Regions from separate parts of the Mus musculus genome. Here region 1 is linked to region 2. A link is a contact called in ENCODE POLR2A ChIA-PET data. All regions are on one chromosome and are shown on one strand. Each heading gives the region's core, a stretch centred on a gene start or an enhancer-like site at or near the end of the contact. The rest is flanking DNA. Distances are from core to core; before and after follow the strand shown. Region 1 holds the start of Kank1 (KN motif and ankyrin repeat domains 1). Region 2 holds the start of Cbwd1 (COBW domain containing 1).

The links. ChIA-PET counts read pairs that join two places held with the same protein, here RNA polymerase II (POLR2A).
Region 1: POLR2A ChIA-PET joins it to region 2 with 11 read pairs in Patski. The contact joins the promoter of Kank1 here to the promoter of Cbwd1 in region 2. POLR2A ChIA-PET finds 5 or more read pairs at or near these places in 2 of 5 experiments (Patski and embryonic stem cell).

The regions. Positions count from the first base shown.
Region 1 is chr19:25,235,393-25,242,080 of GRCm38, forward strand. It overlaps Kank1 (KN motif and ankyrin repeat domains 1), which reads left to right and starts at 1,583. Exons shown (of 14, transcript NM_181404.6): 1 at 1,583-1,925.
Region 2 is chr19:24,959,854-24,966,828 of GRCm38, forward strand. It overlaps Cbwd1 (COBW domain containing 1), which reads right to left and starts at 1,763. Exons shown (of 15, transcript NM_146097.3): 1 at 1,531-1,763. The coding sequence starts at 1,678.

The DNA of each region.
Region 1 (6,688 bases), core at 333-2,832, 280 kb after region 2:
AGTCAGATGTCTTCCTGGACGGCTTCCCACCTTATTTACTAAGGCAGCCAGTCTTCCTGAACTTACAGCCCACTGACTGAGCAGTCTAGCTAGCCAGGTGAGGACATTTGAAAAACAGGAATCCCATGGTTCCGATCCTCTCCCTGTAAGCACGTTTCTCAGGAATTATCCTGTATGAGTGGTGTCTCCCACACCATCTACTGAATCCAAGGACCCTCTTAACCCATGTAGAAACTGAGGTTCCCAGGAGGAGACCTTTTGCTCTGTTACCCATTGCCTTTTGCTTGTTCTAACAGTCTGGTCTAGGAGAAGGGGTGCTGTGTGTGTGTGTGTGTGTGTGTGTGTGTGTGTGTGTGTGTGTGTGTGTGTGGTGGAGTGGGCACGAAACAATCGAGACGATCAGAACCTTCAAATCTGTCTTTATGGTTGTTTTAGCAATACCCATTTTTCATATAGCTCAGCCTGGCCTGGAACTTGCTATTTAGCAAAGGATCCTCCTCGCTCCAGATTTTTTCTTCTTCTTCTTCTTCTTCTTCTTCTTCTTCTTCTTCTTCTTCTTCTTCTTCTTCTTCTTCTTCTTCTTCTTCTTCTTCTTCTTCTTCTTCCTCCTCCTCCTCCTCCTCCTCCTCTTCCTCCTCCTCTTCTCCCCACCCCCTTTCTTCTCTTTTTGGTTTTCTGTGTAGCCCTGGCTGTCTGGAACTCACTCTGTAAACCAGGCTGGCCTGGAACTCAGAGATCCGCCTGCCTCTGCCTCTCAAGTGCTGGGACCAAAGGCATGCAGCATCACTGCCCGGCTTCCAGGCTTCTGTTATGTTCCCCAGCAGTTATGTTGTTTTTGATCACTGGACTCTCTGTCTTTGGCCATCTTCTTGAAAGAGGACTTGTGCCTCAGTTCCCAACTCATCTCTTGTGGATCTACTGCCCTTTCTTCTGATGAAGCTTTTAGGGACAAGTGACTTCTTTCTTGTGCTCCACACCCTGTAGCCAGGCCTTGTCAGTTTGGACTCCAGACTCCTCACTCTGCTAGGAGTGCTGGAAGGAATGAATCTAGGTCCCTGCGGCTTGCTAGTTGGCTGGAACTTTCCATCGGCTCCAGAGCGGACTTGAAACCTCGAGTCTCCTACTCCATTCAGGTTCCCAAGCCAACGTCTTAACGGCGCCCGGTAACAGGCGCTATTAGGGTGCTACTCTGCTCCTGGCGCGCCCAGCTCCCAAGGTCGAAAACTTGCTCGCACCGAACCCCCTCCAGGGCGAATGGGAGGGTCGCTCGGGCGGGTAGGAACCAGTGGTGTGGAGGTGCGCCTAGGAGAGTCGCGGCGGCGCGCAGGCGCACTGGGCTCTCCACGGCCGGCTCTCGGGTACAAAGAGCGCGCGGTGCCTTGCGGACTTCTCGGTTAGAGCTGCAGCCGGTTTGTGTCCCTGCACTCGGTGGCTCCCGGCAGCCGCAAGTTACTCTTGCACGGCCACTGCAGGATTCTGCTCCGCGATCTAGTGTAACTGGGGTTTGAGTCTGGCGCTGCCCGAGGCCCCGCCCAGCGCTTCTCGGTCCCTCCCCGCGAGCCGCCCGCCCTGTGCCAGCTCCAGATTCGCGGCGCTGGAGGTGAGTAGTGGCAACGCTGCGCTCCTGTCCCCTGCAGGGACGATCTGGGGCGCCTGAACTCCGACTCTACCCTGAGCCAACAGGGTGCCCAGCCTCACACTCTTGGCGCGTGCTGGAGCGCACGGCGACACTGGCCCTGAGATTGCCCTGGGAAGGTCCGTGGGGTTGCCTTGGCTAGCAGTCGCCTGGGATCACCGCTGGCGCTCGAGGGGGCGGCGCCTCCCGACCTGGAGTGGGGCGCGCTGGTCCTTTGATACTAAGCCGTCCTTTCGGAGCCGGAGTGCAGTGCAGTGCAGTGCAGCGCCCTTTTCCGAGGCGTCCCAGGGTAAGATTGGTGTACCCTCTGGCAGTAGGAAGCGGCGATTAGTGCTCCTTTATCCCGGTCCCGGAGCGGCAGGTGGCCCTAGCTGGTGTTGCAGGGTCTGGGCGTGGGGGAGGGGTGGGTGCGGCCTTTAGGGGCCGCCCTAAGCTCCGGGACCTGCTTGAGTTCCTGAGGACCTGCAGTGTCAGGTCCAGCAGGACGGGTGGCAGCGTCCCGGGGCACACTTGGTCGCGCAGGTACGTGGGAAACCCCGCGCTCGGGAGCCGCGGAGCTGGTGAGTCTCATCCCCCCTCACCAGGTCCCTTTGCAACTTTCAAAGGCAACTTTTCGCGGGCGGTCCGGCCTGAGCTGACTCCGCGCGGCTGACCCGGCGCAGGCCTCGTTGTTCGCGTTGGCAATGTTCTGTGGCGTCCCCCAGCGCTTGTTTTCTGCACTTCTCTCCCGAGGTGCCTCTCCGTTCGTCTAATTAAAGTATGGAATCAGACCGAGAGCCCAAGACTAATCAGGAATGCCAATCCCCCGGATCAGTGACCTTGGTTGTCACCTGGGCTACTTGGGAACCAAAGCCTCCTTGCGTTAATTGCGAGTTTGTTAGAGTTGGCTTTTATGCGGTACTTAGTTATCTTGTTTCTCATTTCGTGCATCGCTCTCCAGTAAGTTGTTGGGCTCTTCAATGTTTAATCTATTTAAGTTTTATTTTAAAAGTTGGATGTAATACACATCAATATACTTTAAAATTCATGAGTCATTGGCTTTTCATATAATAATAAAATTATGCCATCAACAACGCTCCCACCTCTCCACAAAAACCATCTCCGGGACCGAGCGGCTGCTGTTTCTGTCTCTTCCCTCGGGTAAGAGGGATAGATAGATAGTGAGAAGACACGTAATCAACCTTCGGTTGTTTTACAGCTAAATTTTGGGAAAGTGCTGAGCAGGGCGGCTGCGGGAAAGTGTGTCAGTTGATTGGGGAGATTAAAAAGGGTGAGGATGGAGGAGTGTCTGTCTGCCCGTGCAGACATTCACTTAGCTGGGAATTCATTTAGCTTCCACGGGGGCCTTTGGTGATCTTTCTGAGCGAGGGTTGCCTCCTCCACAGGTCGTGCTAGTTGACTGAGTTACTATGGCAAAAGTGAGTTCTGGAGATGGGTGTGGGTTGGGGGTTGGGAGGAGGGGGTGGAATTGGGGGGAGCGACAGGAGACAAGGAAAGACTACAGAAATCAGAGCTTGCAAGTGCACAAAGGAGAGAGATTAAAGGGGGGGGGGAAAGACCCTTCAAGTTTAAAAGCAAGGATTGTTTTTAGTACTGGGGTTCCAACTCAGTCCTGCTAAATAAGTATTTTACCATTGGGCTCCACTCCCAGTGCCTAAAAGTACTTTTTAAAAAAATGTTGGGGAGTGGGGGGGAGGGTATGGGGGGCTTTTGGGATAGCATTGGAAATGTAAATGAGGAAAATACCTAATAAAAATATATATAAAAAAAAAGTCTAAAAAAAAATGTTGCCCAAACTGGCTACAAAGAAACTACAGGCATTGCTACATCAAAAACTAGGTTGATGATCTTATGTGTACTGGAGCTCAGGAGACATCTTTCTTGTTTGTTTGTTTGTTTGTTTGGTTTTGGTTTTTCGAGACAGGGTTTCTCTGTATAGCCCTGGCTGTCCTGGAACTAGGAGACATTTTTTACAAGGGAGGATGGAAGAGGAAGGGTCTAGATGGGGAGAAAGCCAAGGTTTGGGGAGACAATTCCTTTTAACGGCTGTGTAGTATTCCATTGTGAGACTGTACCACACTTAATTCATTTTAGGATGGGACTTTGAGTCCATGTATGTGCATACATGTCTATTGGGAATAGGAGCAAAGTTTAGGAGTTCTGAGCTAGTGTTTAGATTAGATGATACTGTCAAATAGATTTCCAAAGTAGTTTTTTCTTTTCTTCTTCTTCTTCTTCTTCTTCTTCTTCTTCTTCTTCTTCTTCTTCTTCTTCTTCTTTCCTTTTCTTTTCTTTTCTTTTTTTTTTTTTTAAGATTATACTGATATCAGCAGTGTGAATGCGCTTTATACTGGCCTTAAACTACAACAGGAGATTTAACAGTGGTGCCCTCTGCTAATATAAAATCACAATTCTAGTACTTTTATATTGCTTCTTAAACATATTTTAATAGTTTTGAAATATTGTTATTAAAATACCACCAAACCTGTGTGTGTGTGTATATATATATATATATTGATATATTGATATAGGATCTCATGTAGCCCAGGCTAGCCTCAGACTCACTGTCTAGCAGAGGATCGTCTTGAACTTCCAGGTGCTGGGATTGCAGAGCTGTGTCGGTCGCCATGGTTGGTGCAGGTTCTGGGATGATTCTGGGTGTGCCTTCAAGGGACCGTGATCATCCTGTCATTGGGAATGTTTATCCATGCTTTGGCATGGTGTGTGATGCTGCAGGAATCATCTTTGTGTGTAGCTTTCCTCTCATACTTGGTTGCTTTGTAGTTGAGACTTCTCCTTTGTGTGTCTCTGAATCCTTGTGGGTTACACTGCTCCCTGCAAAGCTGAGGAACCTCTGAACCGAGTACAGAATTGAGTAAAGACATCTTTCAGTTGGTAACAGTGACAGGGTCTCTTGTGGGTTGAAATGCTATTTCTGAAGATAATGGCCAGGGCGACCCTAATGTCTTCCTTTTAAATAGAGTAAGTGGCAATTTTATTGAGCAGTCACGTTCAGTTTTTCTTTGTGTGCTACTTTGTGGCAGAGGCTCTGAGCCAGGGGCCTTAGGAGATAAAAAGAAGGATCTTACTATAAAGTCGGGTTTTGTTGGTTTGTTTGCTTTGTCCAGAAAGAGTATGCAAAAATGTAAAGTTCAGCAACTTCTAGCTCGGGACTGAGGGTTATTTTATCTGTTTATGTTTGAGTTCTGAATCAGGTTCTTCCGTGGATGCTTAGGAGCAGTTTCTGAGAGCTGTCAGTCTTGGGCTGATCTTCAAGGGATCTTAGGGGAGCTGAGGGCCACTGAGCATCTCTAGGGGGCCTCCACAGTGGACAGGGACGTACTGTTGGTTTCCAGGACAGCAGAAGTGGTGTGCCATTCTTTACTCTTTTTCAGGAAGATTCCAAGTAACAGAGCCAACAGAAAGGCAGGGCAACACTTGGCTTTATAGGAAGAAAGCCTCCTGCACGTCACACTGTGGGGGCTCCTTTTGAAGACTTGGGGGGCTGGGATCCATGTGTGGCTGCTTGGTGTAGCTGGGGCTTGCAACTTCTTTTCTTCCCTCTCTTGGAATTCAGTGGAAATTTCCCTTATGGGAAAGCTTGTGAGTAAGGTGATAGCCTTTAACTTTGGTAAATAATAATTATATTTCTTTCTATGACATGCAGAGTTCTGGTGGAGGAACCCTGAGCTCCTAGCAAGGAGAAGGAACTGAGGTACTGAGCCAGAATAGGAAGCAGGGGTCAAACCTGCCTGCAGTAGGCCCCAGTGGCTCATTCTCAGAGGTAGTCACTGAACTAGGAGTAGGTAGCAGAGATCTGGGGTACAGGCAAGGGGTTGACTATATGTTGAGAACCAGAAACTCAAGTAGGCAAGGCCATAGAAGTTAGATACCAGCATTGCTGGACATGGGATGTTTGAATGGCCGTTTGAGATCGCCCCCTTTGTCCATAGACTTGTGACTGTGAATACTGTTGTTCTGAGCCCAGATCCCCTGATTGGAATGTAGGATCTGTAGCTTGCTCTGTGAGTTTTGGTGAGTTACTGAACTGCTCTTTGCTTCCCTTGCCCTGCTGTGAAATGGTGTTAATAGGTCGAGTGTGTGGCATAAATCTATAATCCCAAAGACGTGGGGATGTTGGACTGGTCATGTGTTCGAGGCCAACCTGGGAGAGACACCTGTGCATTTGGGAGGGGCAAGGAAAGAGAACAATGAAATTGGCTTGGGTGAGAGAGAGTTGACCCTGATGTTTTTGTGACTGTCTCCTCCTTGCTCCCCAACACTGCACCACCATACCCCTAGGCCTGGAGATGTGGTTGTCTTTGCCCAGGGCAGGTGGGGTCCTGACCACAGCCTGCAGTATCTCCGGGTGTTTTTTATTTCACTCTTAGGCTTTAAAGTTTAGACCTGCTTCCTTTTTCTCATCTTGCACTTTGCATTTAAATGGTGGATGCTGGAAGCAAATGGAAGACTCTTGGGACAGGTACAGCTTCGAGCATTGTCTGTAGATGTGCTTGAAGCTTGGCTTGGTAGAGTAAGAAACTCCTTCTAATTTCATTACAGAAGCAATCAGTTAATTGGAAACAATTACAGTATAGTGTCAGGAACCCTGGAGCTCAGAAGAAGGTAGCTTTAAAAAAAATCATTTAGTTAATGGAATTGGGCAATGGAGCTTACTCTAAGTCTCAGAAGACACACTAATCCCTGTTTGTATAAGCTGAACTGAGGAGCACAGAACTGCTACTCCTGTTGGTTTGCAGCTAACACCACTGCAGATAAAACCACTTTCTGACACACTGCAGATAAAGCCACTTCCAATGTTTCTTAAAATACAAACGTTGGCTTGATTTGAGACAAGAATGTAAACTTGTATTGGTTGAGATTTGCGTCACCATTTTTGGTCTCTTGGCAATAGTCTTTCTGTCTCCCGTCTCTTTGTTTCTCTCTCTATGCCACTCCCTCCCCCATTTTGTGACAGGGTCTCTATGTAGCCCAGACTGACAGCAAACTGGAGATCCTGTCACCTCAGCTCACTATGCCTGGCTTTGGTTT
Region 2 (6,975 bases), core at 513-3,012:
AAGGAACCAGATCATAGAAGTCCTTGAATTCCTGCTAAGGAACTTAAGTTTTCACCCAAGTAGAACCCACTAAAGGATGTGACAATCAAGCAACACTTTGGTGAAAGGTAGGGCTAGCACCAAGATATATTAAGGAGCAGGGAGACTCAGGACTACCAGAGTTAGGAGGAAATATTGTTAGTGTTGCAGATGGTTGGGAATCTCAGGAGCAGGATTTGAGAAATTATTAGTGTCCAGAGTGTTGGACATGTTAAGTATGGAAATGCCTGTAAGACATTAAACTAAAAACTATACAGAAGTGAATCTGAAGGATGGAAGCCAGAGAAATAGGTTGAAAAACAACGAAAATGTGGAGGCTAGTGGAACAGTGTTCCCGGTATATCAAAATTTAAAAAAAGACACAGGAGGCCAGCTGTCCCCTAGGTTCAGTCAGGAACAAGGAGGTTGGTGGAGTTAGTCCTGATCTCAGAGCTTCAGGCCATTACCTGTATTGTCCCTTTCATCTATCAGTAAGCCAAATGCAGAAAGGCCAAGGGCCAACTCTGAAGTATGTTCTTTGGACCAGGAAATTTGCTCTGATTCTATAGAATAGCATCTGAATCCAAAACGTTATTCCTTTATAAAAATGAAGCCCAAGTAAAATCTAGAATATCCTTGGTCTGACTCTAGAAGGGGAAAAACAAACAAACAAACAAACAAACAAACAAAACCTGGTGGTGTGGAGACAACAGTGATTTCTTTGTTGTATCTAAAGGGTGCACCGAGATTCAACTTGTCTGTTGCAACACACAGGAATGAGAGTACCACTTGATTCATATTTTTTCCACAATTTTTATTTGTCCACATTTTCAGCCACTTACTTGTTGTTGCTGTTAACTGTAATGCTTTAAAAGGATATCTAGACATTTCCAACAAAAAATAAGCACGTGGACTGATCTTCAGAAAACTGCACCGTGTTTCACAAATCTGTGTTTTCCAAGGACCACACCCCCGAGGTGCACCCTCAAGACCCCCAGCTTAGGAAAGTTCCCAAAACAAAGGTCTTACTCTAAATCAATCTCTTAACAGTGCTTTCCAAGCGGACCTCAAAAGGGGAGGGCACAGTTTAGGACTTGTCACTAATGGCTGGAAGAGTTTGGTTCCTGTGAAATGGAATCCACTAAGCAAGGTGTCAGGCAATCTACAGTCGGCATCTTTGTTTTCTTTTTCTTTCTTTTTTTTTTTTTTTCCTTGACCAGGGCATCCTTTAATAACAATAGACCATTTGGCTTTGTTTTGCTTTGGTTTTTTGTTTTTCTGTTTTTTAATGAGAAAACTCAGATGACTTTATTATTTCTACTCTAAACTGAGGGGAGATGAGCTTCACAAATGAAAGACAACTTAATCAAGAGACCATAACATTAGGTGAGTCTGAGTTTCAAAACTACCTTTGAAAATGCTAGAAGAGAGGCCCCAGCCCCTACCTCGAAGATTCGTCCTCGGCCAGGAGGCCCGGGTGCCTGAGGAGACACGGCAGCCCCCCTTAATTACCTAAGTACCCGGTGACAATTGTGACTGGAATCTTAGTGATGAAGTCAAGATTTTCCTCTTCTTGGTTCTTGGTCTCAATGGGGACCAATTCAGGACAATCCTCCGCGTACTCTTCTTCCGCCTCCACAGTTTTCACAGCAGGTAACATGCCGCCAGCAGGACACCAGTGACTCCAGAACTAAAGAGCTGCCGCCAGTCGCGTTTCCGCGACAGGATTCAGTCGGCGCGGGGCTGATGATGTCACCACAACGCGTCGCGGAGCAGGCCTCTGAGGAACCAGCCCGCCCTCCAGCTACGCCACTATTCAAACTAGACACGCCTTCCCGGGGGAGGCACGCCCCTACGCAGAGATAGATACACCCCCACGCACAGTGGACACGCCCCTTATAGAGAGGGACACACCCCCCGGGTGTGAAGCACGCTCTAGGGGCGTGCCCTCTGCCCGTGGGCCAAACTGCACTTTGCTGTTAGGACGCTAGGAGCTCCCTTGCCTCGAAGCTGTAGTGGGCTCCAGCTGTTAGCCACTGTCTGTTGCTTGGGCTGAGGCAACACCTATTAGGCTTGGGCAGCTTCACCACAGGACAGACATTTTTCAAGTTGCCATTTTTTTTTTATTCTCATGAAGTCCATCTCTTTCATTCACAAGGAAAAGAGTAATTGTGAAGTCATGCTATATATTATAATTATTCTACAATGATAATTATGTATTATAGCTATCTCATCTTTTACAATGTAATAGTTTTATTTATTTTTCTTTCTCCTTTACTTGGACATAAGGTAAACTCAGATCAATAATTGTATTTATTGGTTCATAATATTCTCATTAGTCTCTGGACTCCTTTGTGTGTGTTTATAGTGGATTCCTTGATAGTACCCTAACCCAAAAACATTAAATTGCATCTCTTCTACCCCAGCCTAGAATACTAACTATAATCATGAATCTTCTTGGGAATACTGAACATTCCTTTATGTGTTTGTTATGGTTTGTCCTTATACACACGCACATAAATAACATTGACCATTGTTTGTTTTTCAATTTCATAAAAAAGAGTACCATTCAATGTATACTCTCTTGGGGTTTGCTGGATTTCCAGCTTCACTACTGAATTTCCTGTCAATTGTTTTCAGGTGTTGCTGTTTTGTTTCATTTTGAGACAGTCATACATTTTCCCAACAATGTAAGAGATCATATTGGTGTAATGTCAATATTAGCAGACATGAATTTTTTTCCCAATTAAATACAAAATAGTACCTCAATGTGATCATCAGTTGTATTTCTTTGGATTTGAACAAAACTGAGCATCTTTTTATGTGTTTTGACCATGTTTAATTTCAGGCTTTAAGAGGGGCTAGCAAGCATTGCTCTGTGGGCATCAGATCCCATTACAGATGGCTGTGAACGACCATATGGTTGCTGGGAATTGAACTCAGGACCTCTAGAAGAGCAGTCAGTGCTCTTAAATGCTGAGCTCTCTCTCCAGCCCCTCAAAATGAGGTTTTAATAAGTTATATACATTGGGTGTTCAATGTACTCTAAACACCCATCAACTGATAGACAAACAAAATGCCACATATCCAGACTGGAAAAATTAATTGGTGAAAAACAGGTACAAAGTACTGGCTACCTGCTACCAGATAAGCATATCTCAAAGATGTGCTAAAAATAAATCCATTCATAAAAACTATACATTATGCAAGTCCATTAATATAGAAGAATGTCCATGACAGGCAAATCTAGAGATACAGAAAACAGCTTAGTGACTCCTAAGGACTAGGGGTTTAATAGTCCCTGCTAGTGGGCACCATGTATTTTTATGGTAATAAAAATGTTCTAAATGTGATTATCATTATGGTAAAAAGAACTCTGAATCCACTGGAAAACATTGACTTGTGCACATTAGATTAGTTAATGTTATATTGAGTTTTATCCCTTAACTACTATTTTAGGTAAAGGCAATCATGTGCTCAGATGCTAGGCCAGTTTTTTTGTTGTTTTTTGTTTTTCCCCAGAGAATTGATAATTTTAGCAGTTTAAAGTTCTAACCTCAGGTGCAAACATAAGACTTATAACTTGGTAAAATTGTTCCTTTAGTCTTTTTGCATATCTCTTTCCAATAAAATAATTATCCATTGAATCTATGGAGTTGTCATTTTCTTTTCTCACTTTAGTCACTGAGCAGAATTTCAGAAAAGCAAGGGCTTTTTCCTCCTCTTTTCTTCTTTCCTTCTTTCCTTCTTTCTTTCTTTCTTTCTTTCTTTCTTTCTTTCTTTCTTTCTTTCTTTCTTTCTCTCTCTCTCTCTCTCTCTCTTCCTTTCTCTTTTTTTCTTTCTTTTTGCTTTGTTTATATTTAAATTTGTTCACTTTACATGGCTGTCCCTCCTCCCGCTCACGCCTCCCACAATCCTTCCCCCATCCCTCCTCCCCTTCTCCTTTGAGAGAGAGGTAAAGCCCTTCCCGCCTCCTCCCCGCCCCCCCCCCCCCCACCTCCCCGGGTATCTCCCTAACCCTGCACATTGCCTCTGCAGGGTTTAGGTACTTCTTCTCCTACTGAGGCCAGGCAGGGCAGCCCAGCTAGTAGAACATATCCCAGAGACAGGCAACAGCTTTTGGGATAGCCCCTGTTCCAGTTGTTCAAGACCCACGTGATGACCAAGCTGCACATGGAAGAGTGGGCCTTGGTCCAGCCTGTGTATACTCTTCTGCCTGAGATTCCCAAGAGTCCAGGTTAGTTGCATCTGTAGGTCTTCCTATGGAGTTCCTATCCCCTTCAGGATTGCAATCCTTGCACCTATTCTTCCATAAGAGTCCCCAAGCTCCACCCACTATTTGGCTGTGGATCTCTGCATTTGTGTGAGTTAGCTGCCAAGTGGAGCCTCTCACAGGACAGCCATGCTAGACTCCTGTCTGCAAGCACAGCAGAATATCAATAGTGCTTGCCCATGGGATGGATCTCTAGTTGAACCAGTCATTGGTTGGCCATTCCCTCAGTCTCTGCTCCATTTTTCTTGTATGCAAGATAAATTTTGGGTGGAAAATTTTGTCGGTGGTTTGGTGTCCCTACGGCACCATTGGGGTTCCTGCCTGGCCACAGGAGGTGGCTTACTCAAGTTCCATATACTCACTGTGGTGAGTCTCAGCTAAAGCCACCCCTATAGATTTTGGGAGTCTCCCCTATCTCAGTTCTCTGGAATGTCCTCGAGGTGCCCACTACACCCACACCCACACCCACACCAGCTGCAGATTTCCATTCATTCTCATGGCCATCTGGCCATTTCCCCTGAATCTCCCCACACCAGATCCTGAAAACTCCTCCAATTCCCCCACCCCATCCTCTCTCCCACCTAGCTCCCTCCATCTATCTGCCTCCTACAACTATTTTACTCCGCCTTCTAAGTGAGATTCGAGCATCCTCACTTGGGCCTTCCTTTTTGTTTCGCTTCTCTGGGTCTGTGGAGTAGAGCATGGGTAATACCCATGATATCCACGTATAAGTGTAAGTAATATCCACTATATCCACTTATAAGTGTAGAATGCATTCCATGCTTGTGCTTTTGAATCTGGATTACCTCGCTCAGCGTGATATTCTCAAATTCAATCCATTTGCCTATAAAACTCATGATGTCTTTGTTTTTAATAGCGAAATAGTATTTCATTGCGTAGATGTATCAAATTTTCTTTATCCATTCTTCAGTTGAGTGATGTCTCAGTTGTTTCCAGTGTCTGGCTATTATTATGAATAAAACTGAAAAGCAAGATTTTTATCTATTTAATATTTAGAGCCTCAGTTCTGCGGAGGTAATTAGATCTTATTTTTTTCTAGATTTTATTAAAGCATAATAGAAGATTTACCATTCTTCTAAGTGAGCCTTATTGATTAATTGAAAATGTCTTTTAAAGTAAATGAAAACAATTCCTGCATATAACATTGTAAAACGTATCACAGTTATTCATTTATCTTAAAATGCCCTCCACAGTTAGCTTTGTTATTTTATTTAATGTCAATGAATTTATGTTAACAGCAATAATTATGATATGTGGAGTCCTTAATATCTAATGAATTTCACACTAAGCATATTAAATATGTTTAACTCTGAGATAAATACTACTTGCATGCCCACTTCCTAGATGGGAAACTAAACATAAATAGGAAACTGAAGGACATTACGGATCATGCCCAAGGTCATAAAACAGTGAGCAACAGCTCTGTGGCTCACTCCAGAGCCGCCTGACCAGGAAGTTCATGTTCTGCCAAACCAGGCATCTGAAAGCTTTAAAAACAAAACATAAACCAGATAATAAATTCTTTAGGCTTTACAGGCCCCCAAAAAAATCAGCTATGGGGAGAATTTGATTATATAATAAAGGAGAAGACAGATTTCTACGACCTTCAAAATTCAGATTTCAGTTTATTAAAAATTGCGAAAACCATGAATAACTTGCAGTCCATTCAAAAACAAAAGAGGCAGCAGGCTATGGTTTATCAGCTCCTGATGTAACGTAATATTTTCTTACGCTGCAGCAAATAAAGTTTAGCAAAAAGAACTCCTTACTATCTTAAGTTTGGGTTCTAAATCACCCAGCACTCCAGCTAATTCTTGCTCTGCAGCTTCAAGTACACTCCAATTACTGTACACCTAGTAACCTCAGAAGAGGGGCTGAAGCTCAGAAATTATTCCTGCCCCTCTGGAGAAAGACCTGAGTTGCTCAGTATGGGATCTCTGCTCAGTAGGATCCCTGCTAGTGAAGAGTAAAACAGGTAAGTTTCCTGGGAATCTAGATTCTAGCAGCTCAGCTTTGTGACAGTCACCCTCGTTTATCAAAATCCTTGGGCATATTTTCCTGTCACTTCCCATTGTCCCATTTTTTTTTTCTTCCTTGAATAGTTATATCGGTCTCCATGAGAAAAGGTAAGTCAAAGGGAAAAAAATGCCAACTTGCCTTTCTTTTTTCTCTCACTTTTTTTTTTTTTTTTTTGTAACTTCCTGCATGGGCTTTGCTCATGGCCAGCAATAGCTCTTGGCTTAGAGAAAAGGAAACTGAGAGTTTCACAATTAGTCCACTTCTTCTTCTTTAGCAAATAAAACAAACAAAATATTTTTTATAAATATTTAATGTTTACCAGCTTACTTGCACATGAACATATCAGGAAGGCCTCAGAGTACTGGCAGCGATTCTTGTGACTGCTTTGGTTAAAACTGACTATTGGAATTCAGTGCTTGGTTCTCTTGTGTTAAAACACACAGCCACTCTAAAGAAATATATCCTTTCACTAGAATATTGAAAGTAGCCAACAGATGAGATACAGACATTTCCATGTTTTAGGAGGTACGACTTTCCTTTCTTTCTTTGTTTTTGTTTTTGTTGTTATGTTTTACTTTTGTTTTGTTTTGTTTTGTTTTGTTTTGTTTTGTTTTGTTTTGTTTTGTTTTATGAGACAGAGTTTC